Linked DNA regions of Homo sapiens: region 1 is linked to region 2. The links are chromatin contacts, found by Hi-C in ENCODE. All regions are on one chromosome and are shown on one strand. Each heading gives the region's core, a stretch centred on a gene start or an enhancer-like site at or near the end of the contact. The rest is flanking DNA. Distances are from core to core; before and after follow the strand shown.

Region 1 (7,346 bases), core at 981-3,480, 360 kb after region 2:
CAGGGTTCTGAGTACAGGATTCCTTATTTGCAGTCCAGTGCTCTTCACTTTATACCACCAAGTCACCAGAGTCTCAGGGCCTGTCTTCTGTATCGCAGAAAACAAATCAAGGATTAGCAACACTGAATCTTAATTCTTGAAGTTCTAACAGGAAAATTATGTTAGTCTTGCTACATATCGTAGGCATATTTTGTCCAAAATGAGAGTAATCAGGGAGGAGAAGAGGCTGCATCTTACTGTGTCCTGATGGGTGATACTTCCGTGACTATCTCCATCACCAGTGAGCAGATTTCCAGAAGTCACAGTTCAAAACGATGAAGAGAATTACACATTTTCAGAAAACATTGTACATTCTTTGTTAACTTTTCCACTTGTAAAATAATTTGTTTTCAGACATCCAGGTCCTTTCTCCATGATTTACTGCGTTGGTGACATTAATCAGCGTGGTTATCTTGGAGCCTCATTTCCCCTTGGGTAAAATGGAAGGATAACATTGGCAATCATACAGACGTGTTGTGTAGAAAGGAGTAAGAAGCATTTTGGAAGTGGCAAAGTGGCAATAATCCCCTGTAAGACAGTAGCTGTTTTTAAGATCACTGAGCTCTCAAACACTGGCTTTTTCTGCCTCACACTTTCTAGATTTGTAAGACTTAATCTGAAAATATCTTTGCTATTCATTATGTATAATTGTAGGGCTTTGGATTTAAAAAATCCTAATTCTGTTATTTCCCTGACAATAACAAATTATTCTCATCTAATTTTCTCTTATGTGAAATAAGACATACACCCTAGTTACTTCCATGCCTAATATGATTGACAAATCTATATGTTATCTGAATTGTGAATATATTTTCATACATATAGAAGTACATGTGTGTATTTCTTGAAATCTAATGGTCAATATACACTAACCAGTTATTTCTGGGATTTTGGGAACAGGCTTCTTTCTATACTTCTCTACTTATCTTTAAATTTTCTCTAATGAGCCTACTTTGCTTTTGTTTTACATACAGTAATTAATATATTTATAAATGTATGTATACTATATATTTTAATAAATTTATATAAGTATATGTATGTATATACATATGTTTTGCAAGTAAAAAAACTTTAGTAATAAATATCTACAAAGGCAAATTAAAAACTATTACATTTTTTCTCCCTCCCTTCCTTTCTACTGTTTCCCTCCTCTCCTCTCTTTGGTTTCCTTCCTTCCTTTGTTCCTTCGTTCCTTCGTTCCTTCCTTCCTTCCTTCTGTCCTTCCCTTCCCTCCCTCCCTCCTTCCTCCCCTCCCCTCCCCTTCCTTCTTCTTTCTTGCCCTTTCTCTCTCTCTCTTTTCCTCTCCCCCTTCTGTCTTCCTCTCCCCACCTCCATCTCCCTCTCTCTCTCCTCCCTCCCTGCCGCCTTCCTTCTTTCCAGAAAGTCACTAACCAGAATCTTTCACAGAATAAACTGTGAAACCTAGATCTTAAATGTACTACAGTAGAAAAAGAGATGAGATTTTTGAAAGATGATGGCTTGTCCTTGTCTCTGTACTTGAATCTATCTCAAAACAAAGATATAACTATTGTTTTTAATAATAATTTCAATATAGAGTGACCATCCTTGCCTACTACCCTGAAGAGAGAGAGCATTTACACATAAGACTGGTGGTTGCAGTAAACCCCTTTCAAGTGGAGTGGCCACTATGGTCCTTCCTCTTCCCTTCCTTCCTTTCATTCCCTTGCCCTTTCCCCACTTTCCTTCTCTTCCTTTCCTTTTTTCTTTTAAGGTTCATAAAATCTTGATTGGCCTCCTTCCTAGCAGCCAGGAGTTTGGGTCCCTAATAGCTAAAGCTTATATACTTTATTTTCTTCTTTCTCCAGATGGCTGTGGCTATGAATTTTACTCCCCATCCCAGGACTACCCCTGCTATACTGACACTAATTTTCATTTTATAATACTGTCTTCATCAGTCCATGCTATGCTACTAGTTTTAGTTATTATAATATTAACTTAATCCACAATGAAGGCGACAGGTTTTTTTGTGTGTCTTACTTTTTAAAGGGGAAATATTATCTCTCACTTTAAGGAAACTAACTTTAGCAACTCATTCCCTCACTTTTTTTTTTCTTTCAACTTGATTTGTTCAACTAAGGAGACCACATTTAGTACTTGCTAGCTGAGACTTCTGTTCTACAATTCTGAGTTAGTTCCTCATCCGTCCGACCCTCTCTCCCCGTGGTGCACTGAGTCACAATGTGATCACCAGCTGCATGTGCTGCTATTACACACAACACATTGGCTAGCAGAGGAGCCAGGATTCAGCCTTGGAAGTACTTTCAGGCAAAGGTGAAGACCCTTTCCCCACTCTAAGCATCTTTCAGTAGTTTAGTGTAGCTGATATTAATGTTATAAATGGTCATTCCTAATCCTGTCTCAGTTCCAGCCCAGATGGAGTTTTGATTTTAGAAAATCATTCAGTGAAATGTATTTCCTGTGCCTGGTAGTCATTGATCACTTACCAAAAAAAAAGGGGGTAGTGGGAGACTAAAAATAAACTTATGATAATTCACATACACTTAACCTTTACTGACTAATACCAAAAAGGGAATGAAGCAGGCTCTGCTGACCAGCACTTGCAGATGGATTCCAGGAACGTGGCTAGAGCTGCCAAAGCCATCGCTGAATCCTGCCAAAAGCATCCCAGGGGATTTTACTAAGGGTGGGGAGAGCAGGGAACATGGAGGTGTGTGTGTGAATTTGTTTTAAAACTCTCTTACTCAACACTGAGCAGTGGGAAGAACACTGGGAAAAAAGGTCGGAAAGTGACATTCTAGACTGGGTTCCACCCAATCTCTATGACACTGGAAAAGTAATGTGTCCTCTTTGGAACTTCAGGTATCATGTGAACAATAAGGGTGTCATATTAAGGTCTTAACATGTTGAAATGTTAAAAACATTCTGTAATTACTTAAATTATTTCAAAACAGAAAGATCATACATGTTCATCATGTTTCTGTGTTAACTGGACAAAACTACACTAAAATTAAAGAGCAATAAAAGCAATCGTGTTAAAATTTTATTTTTAAATATAGTACTTCTAGTAACTGAATATCTAACTTTATTAACAATTCTAAATCTCGCTTTTTTTTTTTTTTAAACCCCAGTGAGGCTGGGCACCGTGGCTCACACCTGTAATCTGAGCTCTTTGGGATGCTGAGGCGGTATGATCCCATGAGCACAGGAGTTTGAGACCAGCCTGGGCAACATAGTCAGATCCTGTCTCTACAAAAAGTTTTTTAAATAGCCAGGATTAGCCAGGCATGATGGCATGCACTTGTTGTGTCAGCCACTCTCATTGGGGGTTGGGGGGGTTGGGGGTGGGCTGAGGTAGGAGGCTTGCTTGAGCCCAGGAGGTAGGAGGTCAAGGCTACAGTGAGCCATGACTGTATCACTGCACTCCAGCCTGAGCGACAGAGCAAGACCCTGCCTCTAATTAAATAAGCAAATACACACACACAACACACATATATAAAATAAAATAAAAACCCCAATGTGTTAAGATCTCAGGTTTAAACCTCGGCTTATACAAACCATAGTACTACCGTGCAATAACTGAATTGACAAGGTACCAACACCTATTTTAACCAGAAAAATAACATAATTGTGTTATATTTTCCATGAGAGTCATACTCTTGAAATTAAGTATTTTCTCAATAGAATTGTTTCTCAATTAAAAAAAAAAACTTACTCAAAACATTTAGTATTTAATTATAATTATAGGCAGATAAAATTTATAAAAGATTATCAGTAAGATCAAGAACCTCTGCCTCTTTAATCATGTTTTTCTCTACCTTTTGCTGGTCTCTTCCTGATTTTGATGACCTCATTGTCTATACGAGTATTAAGACATTTGGGGTAGCTTTTTATGTTGTGTACTTTCTTTCCTTCTCCTTATGAGATGGCTGACACCTTCTAAAGGATTCAGAGAGTTTCCATCTTATTGAAAGGTCCTTATGAAAATTCACTGGTAGTGTTCTCAGCTTATACTAGGAAGGCATGTTTCTTCAGAAGCAGTATTTGTTGTATTTAGGGTGGGAATCATTATGTAGCAAGAGTGGTCTACATATTGGTCTTGCAGCAACATCAGCACCCCTTATGAATGGTTTGTTTCCCACCAAAAGTCAAAGATTAGCCTATATGATGGATGATGGCTACAGAAAATAGTGCCAGAAAAACAGAATCAGTAGAAGATATATATTAAGACATTAATTGGGAAGGAGTAGCTTGCATGATTTTGTGGGCTGGCTAGGCAATCTAACATCTACAGATTAGGCAATTAGGAAGGGCAGGCTGTAACTCCGTGGCATGAGATGAAGCTACTTGCCACAATGAGAATTCCTTCTTCTTTAAGGAATCCTCAGCTCTACTTCCAAGACCTTTCAACTGATTGAATCAGGCTCAACCAGGTTATCTAGTGTACTCTTCATTACTTAAAAATCAACTGATTAGAGGCTTTAATCACATGTACAAAACACCTTCCCAGCCACATCTAGATTGGAGTTTGATTGAATAAATGGAGACTTTAGCCTGAAAAAATTAACACACAAATGGACCATCACAGGAGGGTAGTCTTTTTCTACAGAATTTAAATCTGTGGTAGAGAAGCAACAGATACCTCAGGGCAAAAAAAGTCCAGGAAGAGCATAAAGGTTCAAGCAGAACCATGAGAATGCCAGCATTGTCGTTGGAGATGGTGACTGGAAGTGATGATAGGTCTAGGGAACAGTAAATGTGGACAGACTGGCATTTTACCTCGGGCACACTTGGACCTGGATAGGCTCCACCAGTCTGCCCTGGAAACAGAACCACAGTGGGTCAGACAGTCTTTTGTATTAGTTTTAAATACAGAGTTGATTGTCTCTCTTGCATTCTTAACTTGCAATTTAGTACTGTTTATATTCTGCTTGAAGGTTAGAGACATTCGACTAAATGGTCTTTTCTCCACATTGCTGTCATTCATTAATGTCCTGGTCCTGGACTTTACTCATTGACCACAGGACAAGTGGCTCAACTCTCTCCTGCCACTACCCAGGCTGTTAGTCCTGTTGGGAGGCTCAGGGCCCAACTCACTCATCTGTAACTCTCATCTCCATTCAGCTGCAGCCTCTACAGCCCCTGGTTATACCCTGGATCTTATCATTGCTTCGCTCTATTTTACCTCCTAAATCGTAAAAATTAAAACCAGCCTCGGAACACAACCCCTCATTCTTCCAGCACTCTCTCTCATTCAGGTAACTCCTATTCTACTTTTCTTCAGCATATTTACCTTCTATTACCTTTCTTTTTCCTCACCAGTCTCTTATATTTCCTTTATTATCCAACTTACAGTCTGTGGTTCAATACTTCAGCCGACTCTTCCAACACATGACCTTCTTTCGGTAGGCTTTTTTCAGAGTTTCCCTTTTGTACTTGCCCTTATGTAAATCTGTGGCACAGTCAGGCCATCTTGCCAACTTTTCACAGTTATTGCACACCACACTCTGTTGGTTTTCTTCCTACCATTCTGAACAATTTCACTTCAGGGCTCTCCTTAGTGGCTCTTCGTCTCCCTCTCCTTGAATGTCGTTTTACCTTTTTCTTTTTCTTTTTTTTTTTTTTTTTTTTTTTTGAGACAGACTCTCATTCTGTCACCCAGGCTGGAGTGCAGTGGCGCAATTTCAGCTCACTGCAACCTCTGCCTACCAGGTTCAAACGATTCTCTTGCCTCAGCCTCCCGAGTAGCTGTGTCTACAGGTGTGCACCATGCCTGGCTAATTTTTTTTTCTTTTTTCTTTTTTCTGTTTTCTTTTTATTAGAGATGGGGTTTCACCACGTTGGCCAGTCTTGTCTCGAACTCCTGACCTCAACTGATCCACCCACCTCGGCCTCCCAAAGTGCTGGGATTACAGGCATGAGCCACCGTGCCTGGGCTTGAATGTTGTTTTCCTTTGGTGGGGCTTGGGGAGGGGTGTCTTTCCTAGGGCCTGCTCTTGTTTCACTTCCCACATTTGGTTAAGAGAGCCTTTAACTACTATGGCCTCAACTATCAGCTCTACAATATGATATAAATTTGTTTCAGTAAACTTGCTCTTCAGATTCAATTGTTTCTAACTGCTTATCGCTCAGGTGCATTTGGATGTATTGCAGAAATCTCAGCCTCAATGTTTTCAAAATAAACTCATCCACTTCTCTCAGGAATTTTTTCCACTCCAATGTTGTTCGGTATGTGGCATCACCATCTAACCAGTTTCCTAAGCCAGAAGTTTAGGTATTATTTCTAAGCCCTCTCTTTCCCTTATTATCAATTTTACCTCCTAAATATTTCACAATCTTTCTACTTCTCCTCATTTCTGCTGCGGTACGTGATTTCAGATCAGCATCATCTTTCATGGACCATTGGTGATATCCCCCTAACGGGTTTCCTTGTATCCATTTCCCCACCATCGCCCCAATCTATCCACCAAGGCTTTCCTAAAATGCAAGTCTGACTGTATTACTTTCCTGTCTAATATGTTATCTCCTTATTCCTGTAGTATAAGACAGTGATTAGGAAAACAGGCTCTGAAGTCAAATAGAAATGAGTTTGAATCTCATATAACTATGTGATCTTGGACAAAATAACCTTTTTTGGTTTGTTTTCCACGTGCGAAATAGGAACAGTAATTGAACTTTTCTTTTTAGATGTTGCATACCTCTCTGGTATACATGAAGAAGATGTGTAGTATCTCATTCCCACCCCGCTTATGCACCATGCTATAGTCACACACTGCCTTTGCTCTGATCCCCAGAGACATTGAGCCACCACTGGAGAGTCACATGATATTGTTTTTAGCCTGGAACATTGTTCACTACCTCAGTCTTTTATTGCCTTGTCTCAACATAGACGCCATTTCCCTTAAGACATTTTCAGCACACTCCTCTGGTATAATTTAGTTTAAATGTCCTTGCTGTGTTCTCCTGTGTTTTTCTCCTTGAACTTCCTAATCCTTACACCTTCCACCCTGCAAATGATCATTATCTCACTGCCTCTCCCAAATGATAACCTCTTTCCACCCATTTTAAGTTCCATGAGGACGATGACCATTGACCCGGACCGCGTTGTTAAACTTCTTAGTCTCAGCTGCCAAGAGCTTAGCACAGTGTCTAGCAGAGATCGGACACTCAGTAAATATTTGATGAATGTTTATAGTGTGACTGTCTCGCCAGTGCACATACAACAAAGTGATCCCATCTTTCCTTCTGTATCATAAAATAGAATTTTCTTACCTCTGTAATTTCTCCCTAGGAACCAGACTGCTTCTAGAGAGCTTCTTCACAAAATC
Region 2 (6,474 bases), core at 2,248-4,747:
TTGGGCAGGAGAGGTAAGTTTGGGGCATGTTTGGGAGTGATCGTCTATAGGATCTCAAGTGTGATTTCCTTCAGAGAAATGCTGAGCTAAATGGGCAGGAATCTGGGATACTCAGAGGGAAATGAAAATAGGTGCCCTAGGGGGTTGCCCAGATAAGCAGCTGGCGTTCCAAGACCAAAGAGTATCTGTTTCTCACCCCTCTCCCATTTAGTTTCTAACCTTGAGCTTTGGGCCAGTGCACAGAGGATGGTGGCTTCCTGCCTTTGGCTTCCCAGCTGAGAGCTGTTGGAACGCCCCAAAATAAGCCCTGCAGAACGTGCAGCTTCCTTTGCTCTCCCTGGGTATTTTTGTAAAACATTCTTTCCCACCAAGAATGAGGAACGTTCAGAGTGATGCTGACTTTATGGGCTGTATTTAACATGTTGTTTTTTCATGGTGTTGTCTGTTCATGCAGAGATTTCTGTCTCCTGTAAACTCCCTGGTAAGGAATCTTCAATCTCCATGTGAGATGGGTCTGGAAGGCTCAGTGGGAGCCCAGAAGAGCTGGGGTTTGAAAGCCTCTCCTTGTCTTGAGGACTGGACTGCGGTCCAAGGGCACCTACCAGCCCTCTTTTTTCATTTACATTTGAATTCACAGTTGCTGCCCTTTGGCAGTTCCCTGTAATTCCTTTTAACAGGCTGGGCTTTCCTGCAGATACTTCATTTTTCAGGTCTTGGAGAAGTTAGGTAGTGGCTGAATCAGGTAGAGAATCCAAAATTCTGACCAAGCCCCATCCTCTAGCCACCAGGCCAAAGCAACTTAGCTTGTGACCTCATCCTCCTGTGTATCCCCTGGCAATCTTATACTATAATCAGCCTAAGCCCAGAGATGCTCAGAAATCATACACTAAGTCATCTAAAACTCATTTCTGAGGCTTTCTCATGCGCCCCTCTTGCAGTCTGTAGTTACCAGGTTTTCAAATAATTAGCATAATCTCTTAAAAACAGTGTTTTGTTATTGCTCATTCAAGTTTCTTCTAAAATTTCTTTTATATTACCTATTCATTGAGTTGACAAACATTTATTGAGTTCTTACTGTATGCCAGGCATTGTGCTAGGTGCTGGGGATTGATTCAAAGATAATTTGGAGGCGTATGGAAGGGGAGTGGATAATTACAGCACAGTGAGATAAGTGCTATAATAGGGGGATATATAAAGAGCCAGAAATAGCACTATGAATAACATCTTTGAACAAATTGCCTTCTTTTTTCCTTTTGGATTATTCCCTTATGTATATTGCCCAAAGTGGGATTACTGGGTCATTTAAAAGATGAAAACAATTTGGCACAAAAAGATGTAATGACTTGCCTGGGGAATACAGCTCAATTTTCAACAGAGAAAGAAAAAATTGTTGACAAATCCAGATTTAGATCACTTTACCAGGAAGATGGGGCAGTTTTTATACTACCCTTTCAACATGGTGGCTTTTAGGGGCGGGGTGGGGGGGATTTATTCTAAACATGTTAGCCTGCGTGTAGGAATCACACGTCCTCATATTTAATCTCACAACTTGATTGTTCTCACAAGAACCTAGCTGTATACATATTATCGTTTCCATTTTACAAATGAAGAAACTGCACCCTTGATAAAAGGAAGTAAGTTGCTCAAAATTCCATAGTTAATAAGTGTAGAATCCAAGGGTCAAGCACAGTTCCTTTTATTCTTTGACTCTATCCTGTTCCCCATGCTGTGTTTACCAATTGAGGGTACCTGTGCTCTAGCCGGGGCCCGGAATTTAATATTTAATGAGTCACGGAGGCTCTTAAGATGATGGTCAGGCTCTATGAAATAGGTGTAGATTTTCTTACCTCTGAAGTCATAGCCAGGGAACAATGTCTTTCTGTATATTGACCTGAAAGGACCCAAGGGCGCATTATTCCTGACCCTGGCTCAGGTGCTGAAAGGCTATTTGCATAGCCCTACTGTTAGAGCACAGAATCCCAAGTAAAGCTGAAACCATGCCACAGTTTTGCTGTGAAACATTTATTACTTTTCTAGTACTTAACAGTATTAAGTAAAAACTCCTGCCCCTGGTATCCAGGACCTGTCATAAATGGACACCAACATCGGTCCACTGTGGGTCCATGTGGGTCCTTGATGCTCCTGCTTACATATCTTTAAATCAAACACATTTCCTACCAACCCCCAGATATATCTTGCACTTTCTCACCTTCATGCCTTAGCACATGCCTTTCCTTTAGCCTGAGATAACCTCTCCAATCTTCATTCATAGAACTCCCAATCCTCCTGTAAACTTCTGCACAGACGCCATCTTGGGAAGGGAATAATCCTTGATCACCACCTGCTCTCCCATCCATTAGAAGTGATCTCTGTGTTCTCTGTTCTGCTAACTCAACCACAGTTAGCTGTGAGGCAATAGAGTACAAATGTATGCTGCATATGAGCATGGGATATGGATTTGAATCCCGGCTGTGATACTTCCTCACTGTCAGTTAACTTGCTTGAGCCTGAGTTTTCCCATCTGCCAGATGGGTGTGATACAATAGGTGCTCCCCCTGAAACCCACCATGTTGACAGGAGTAGTATAAAAATGGTCTGATTCTCCCGGTGAGGTCACGTAAATCTGGAATCGTCAACAATTTTCCTTTCCTTTGTTGTCATGACTTTTTTTTATGACATCACCTCATGTCATGTCACCGTGTGGTATGAAAATTTGCATTGTTACCTGTGCTTCTTCTGTGGCACTTGTCCTCCCTTACTTGATGTCTTATCTCTCCTTCTAGACTGGGAGCTCTTCAAGGGCAGGGAGGGCATTGCATCTTTGAAGGCCTTGACATATGGATACTGCTACAAAGTTTCCTTTAAGGGAAAGGAGGATTCCATACAACCTAAGTGGTGACATCAGCACAGGCTCATTACTAATCTCATGTCACGAGGTTTCAGGCCTGGCTGAGAACTCTGTGAGCTCTGTGATGTTGAGCTTCAGGCACATAGAGTACAAGCTGGGTAGGCCTCTGGCTCCTGCTTAAGAGACAGCAGAAAGGCTGGATGGAGCCTGTCTCCAGACCAGCTTCTTCTGATTCAAGGAGTTGGGTGGGACTGGCAGTTCACTGAAGGCAGAGTGGTAGTCCTGCTTGGAACGTGAAACTTTGTTTCTTTCCTGGGCCTTCCAGTGGGTCTGTTATGTTGGTGAGAGTTTCAGACCTAGAGGAAAGGGTCACTGAAGGTATGGGTTAAGAGCAACTCTGAAAGCCACCTGCCCCCCGACTTCTCTGTGAGTGGGGCCACAGGGAGAAGATCCCTTCATAGGTAGCTCCCCTACCCTTGCTATGCTTGGAAACTGACCATGGAAAGGGATTCATTTCTTAAAGGGATAGGGCTACCATTTAACTTTCTATTGTGTCACTTCCCGAAACGCAACACCTATGGCTTAAGATCCAAGTGCTTTAGAACATGAGATACAAGGTCTTCCAGGCTCTGGCTGCCACATCCCTTTCCAGGCGTGTGTCCCACCACATTCCTCTGCATCCTCTGTCACTGGCCTCACCAGATTAGTCACTTTCTCTGAGAACACCCTGAACTCATCCTTCTCAAGGCCTTTGCACATTGTGTTCCCTGAGCCTATTTTTCTCCTCCTCATCCGTGGAAATCCTCTTGGGTGTTCAGGCATCGTTTAGAAGTCACATCATCTGCAGAGAACTTTTAGACCCTCAAAAGGACGTTGCATGTACTCGTGCTTTTCTACACTTTTCATTCTGTCTTTTGTGTTCCAGTGTGTCCCCCATTGAGGCTCTTCGACACCCCTAGGCATGTCCAACTCAGCACCTACACCTGCTAGGTCCACACACTGTGTTATCCAAGACAGAAGGTGTTAGCAAACCTCTCTTTGGTGCGCCCCTGAATGCAGAACATGTGACATTCTGTTAACTAACAGTTGTGCCAGAGTGGTTTCCATAGCCCATACTGGGGTTCCCATGATTTGTTTGATCATGAGCCCGGCCATTCGAATTGTTTTTGAATTGGTCTGATATCAGCTAGTTAATTGTTAACCCTTTTCAGGTTTGTTTCCCACATACCAGTAGATGTCTGCTTAGTGCCAGGGTTCTGAGCTTTTTATTTCACTTAAGAATATAATAGCAAGGTAGAATTCAGGAAAGATTTACTTGCTGTTAATGTGAACTTTTAAAAAAATAGTTTGAAATGTAGGCTTTGTTTTTATCCCAAAGCTCCATGAAATATGAAAATAGCAGGAGTTTTAAAGGTATATTTCCACCTCTAGAGGAAGAACTGTCCATATTATAGTTGTAATTATAAATTAATAAAGCCTGTGTCATGAAACTTGATTTTGAACGCCTGTGTTCAAATCCTGGCTTTACCACTTACTAGCCTAGAGATATTGGATGAGTGTCTAACTTCTCCGTTCCTCAGTTTCTTCAGTGTTCAATTGGGAAATTTTTCTTATGGTTGATGGAAAGTTTAAATAAGGTCTTGGATATGAAACTGGGATTTTATTAGTGTGTGTGTTTCAAAATGTGGATTTGGAGGCCATTTAAAAATAGCATTTCCAAAAAGTTTGCTTTTAAAGCAAAGTACTTAGATATATAAATTTTTATGAATTTTTTTTCAAATGATAAAATAAATGAGTTTACAGTCAGGAGACATACAGTATCTAACAAACTTAGGGAATATGCTTGGCTTACAAGACGTGGTTTTAGTCCACATAAATTAGAATCACAGAACTATAGGCTTTGAGAAATTATAAAAGCCTTGGAAGGGGTGAACGTGAATTAGTGCATATTGTGTGCAGGCTTTGTGCCATACGTGCTAGATATGGGATCCCAGGAAATGGTTGCATACACCTTGTTGGGTAGATGATATTAACCCTGTTTTGCAGACAGAGAAACCTGAGCTTTGAGAAAATCCTTTACACAAGTCCAATATCAAAGTCTGGAACTTCAAACTGCACTCCTGATGGCTTCTAGAAATCCTTTCCATTTACAGATATGACAAGACTTGCTTTCACATTGTTGATTTTTTTTTTATCCTCTCTTTCTCTGTCTCTGGGGGCAGCACTAATTCAGGGCCAGATAGAACTGTGAAAATCTGCAGTGTTGATGTCACATAACTTGTTTAATGAATCTAGATTAGTGTCTTGACTTTTCCTGCCAAGAATCTGCTCATAAAGTGTCTTGTTTTGAGCTCCTTTAACTGTACTCATTCATCAGCCTTTACTTATTTTCTTCTCTTTTGGAGAGATACTTGCCATTGCCCATAATGTTTGAGGTCAGGAGTATATTTGAAGAGGGCTTTATATTTTCTTAAAAAAAATACAGGTGGAAAATCAAGTTTATCAGCTATTTCATACCATCTTCTTCTGCCATTTATGGGCAACATGTGGAAGAGGTGGCAGGGAGCTGGGAGTTTGGAATAATGTGTCTCATCTTGAATTTGTCGCTGACCAGGGAAAATACTCAAGGCCAACTCCATCATTCCCTTTTGGGAATTCGGTGCTTCAGCTGTAAAGAGTGAGGGCACTACTAGGTGATTCCTAAGATTTAAAATTCTGCATGTTTTGTGGTGTCAAAACCATCAATTTCTGGTGAGCTGCGTGATCCTGCAGCTGTTTCTCTGATACTTTTCAATCTTTAGATTTAATCTATTCAACAATGTATAATTTTTTAAAGGGAAGCTTTTATAGATACTTCTGAACTATAACCGGGTGGGGGGGATAAATGGATGTTAAAAAATAGAAAACAACCAATTAAATAGTATATAGCATGTAATTCTCCTTGGAAACTTACCACGAAATTGAGAAGCACTTTAACAACTGGTAATTTAAATTGCGTTTGAACTCTGCTAATGGTTTGTTTGCATGGGAACTTCAATCATTTCACAGTGGTTCTTTAGCAAAGCTGCTTGTTCTCTTTATGGAAAATAAGAAAAAATTATTAAAAGAGAAGTTGGCTATGGAAAATGGAGACCACTTTCATTTGTGCCTGGAGGGAAGCTGGAGAGTGTGAGTGAGACTCCCTCAGGGCCAAGGGTGGAGAGCTCTTCCTTTCAGTGAAGTTTAAAAATCTGGGAAGTCAGATGCCCTTTGCTGCTGTTGTAGAAACTGTTGTGATTTGTATCTCTCTCTGCAAGGAGAAGCTTTGGTTTTATGCAGCTTGCGGGTGAGGGTAGGGACAACCTTTTTCGTTTGTTTTATGAAATTGCATTGTTCACAGGTCTAATGTTGGCTTCCTAACAACCCATTTCTCAGTAAGTTTGAAATTATGCCTCTCTCTCCTTTCAGTGGAAATGGCTTTCAGAATTCCAATGTCCTTGAAGACCACTAGGTCTCAGGAAACTCCTTGCTTTTCTGGGCTGATAGTGATTATACTCCATTTTGCCTACTTAATTTCTGTCTGCTGTTGAGGTTACTGGGAGAGCGTTGAAATAGGTGTTCGAGGCCTGGATTTGTAAGTCCTGGTT

The links. Hi-C counts contacts between places; a loop is a spot of excess contacts on that map. Pooled maps may share reads with other maps.
Region 1: a loop to region 2 is called in a pooled map, with 1.9 times the contacts of the local background. The contact joins two enhancer-like sites. A Hi-C loop is called at or near these places in 2 of 50 pooled maps.

The regions. Positions count from the first base shown.
Region 1 is chr3:188,576,526-188,583,871 of GRCh38, forward strand. All of the region lies in intron 6 of LPP (LIM domain containing preferred translocation partner in lipoma), which reads left to right. Among named protein-coding and RNA genes, the nearest start is that of LPP-AS1, 12 kb to the left of the region's middle. Within about 2 kb of position 2,231, at least 14 of the 41 ENCODE cell types and tissues checked have a DNase peak (open chromatin) inside an H3K27ac peak, as active enhancers do.
Region 2 is chr3:188,217,599-188,224,072 of GRCh38, forward strand. The region is part of intron 1 of LPP (LIM domain containing preferred translocation partner in lipoma); the gene reads left to right. Among named protein-coding and RNA genes, the nearest start is that of FLJ42393, 42 kb to the left of the region's middle. Within about 2 kb of position 3,498, at least 13 of the 41 ENCODE cell types and tissues checked have a DNase peak (open chromatin) inside an H3K27ac peak, as active enhancers do.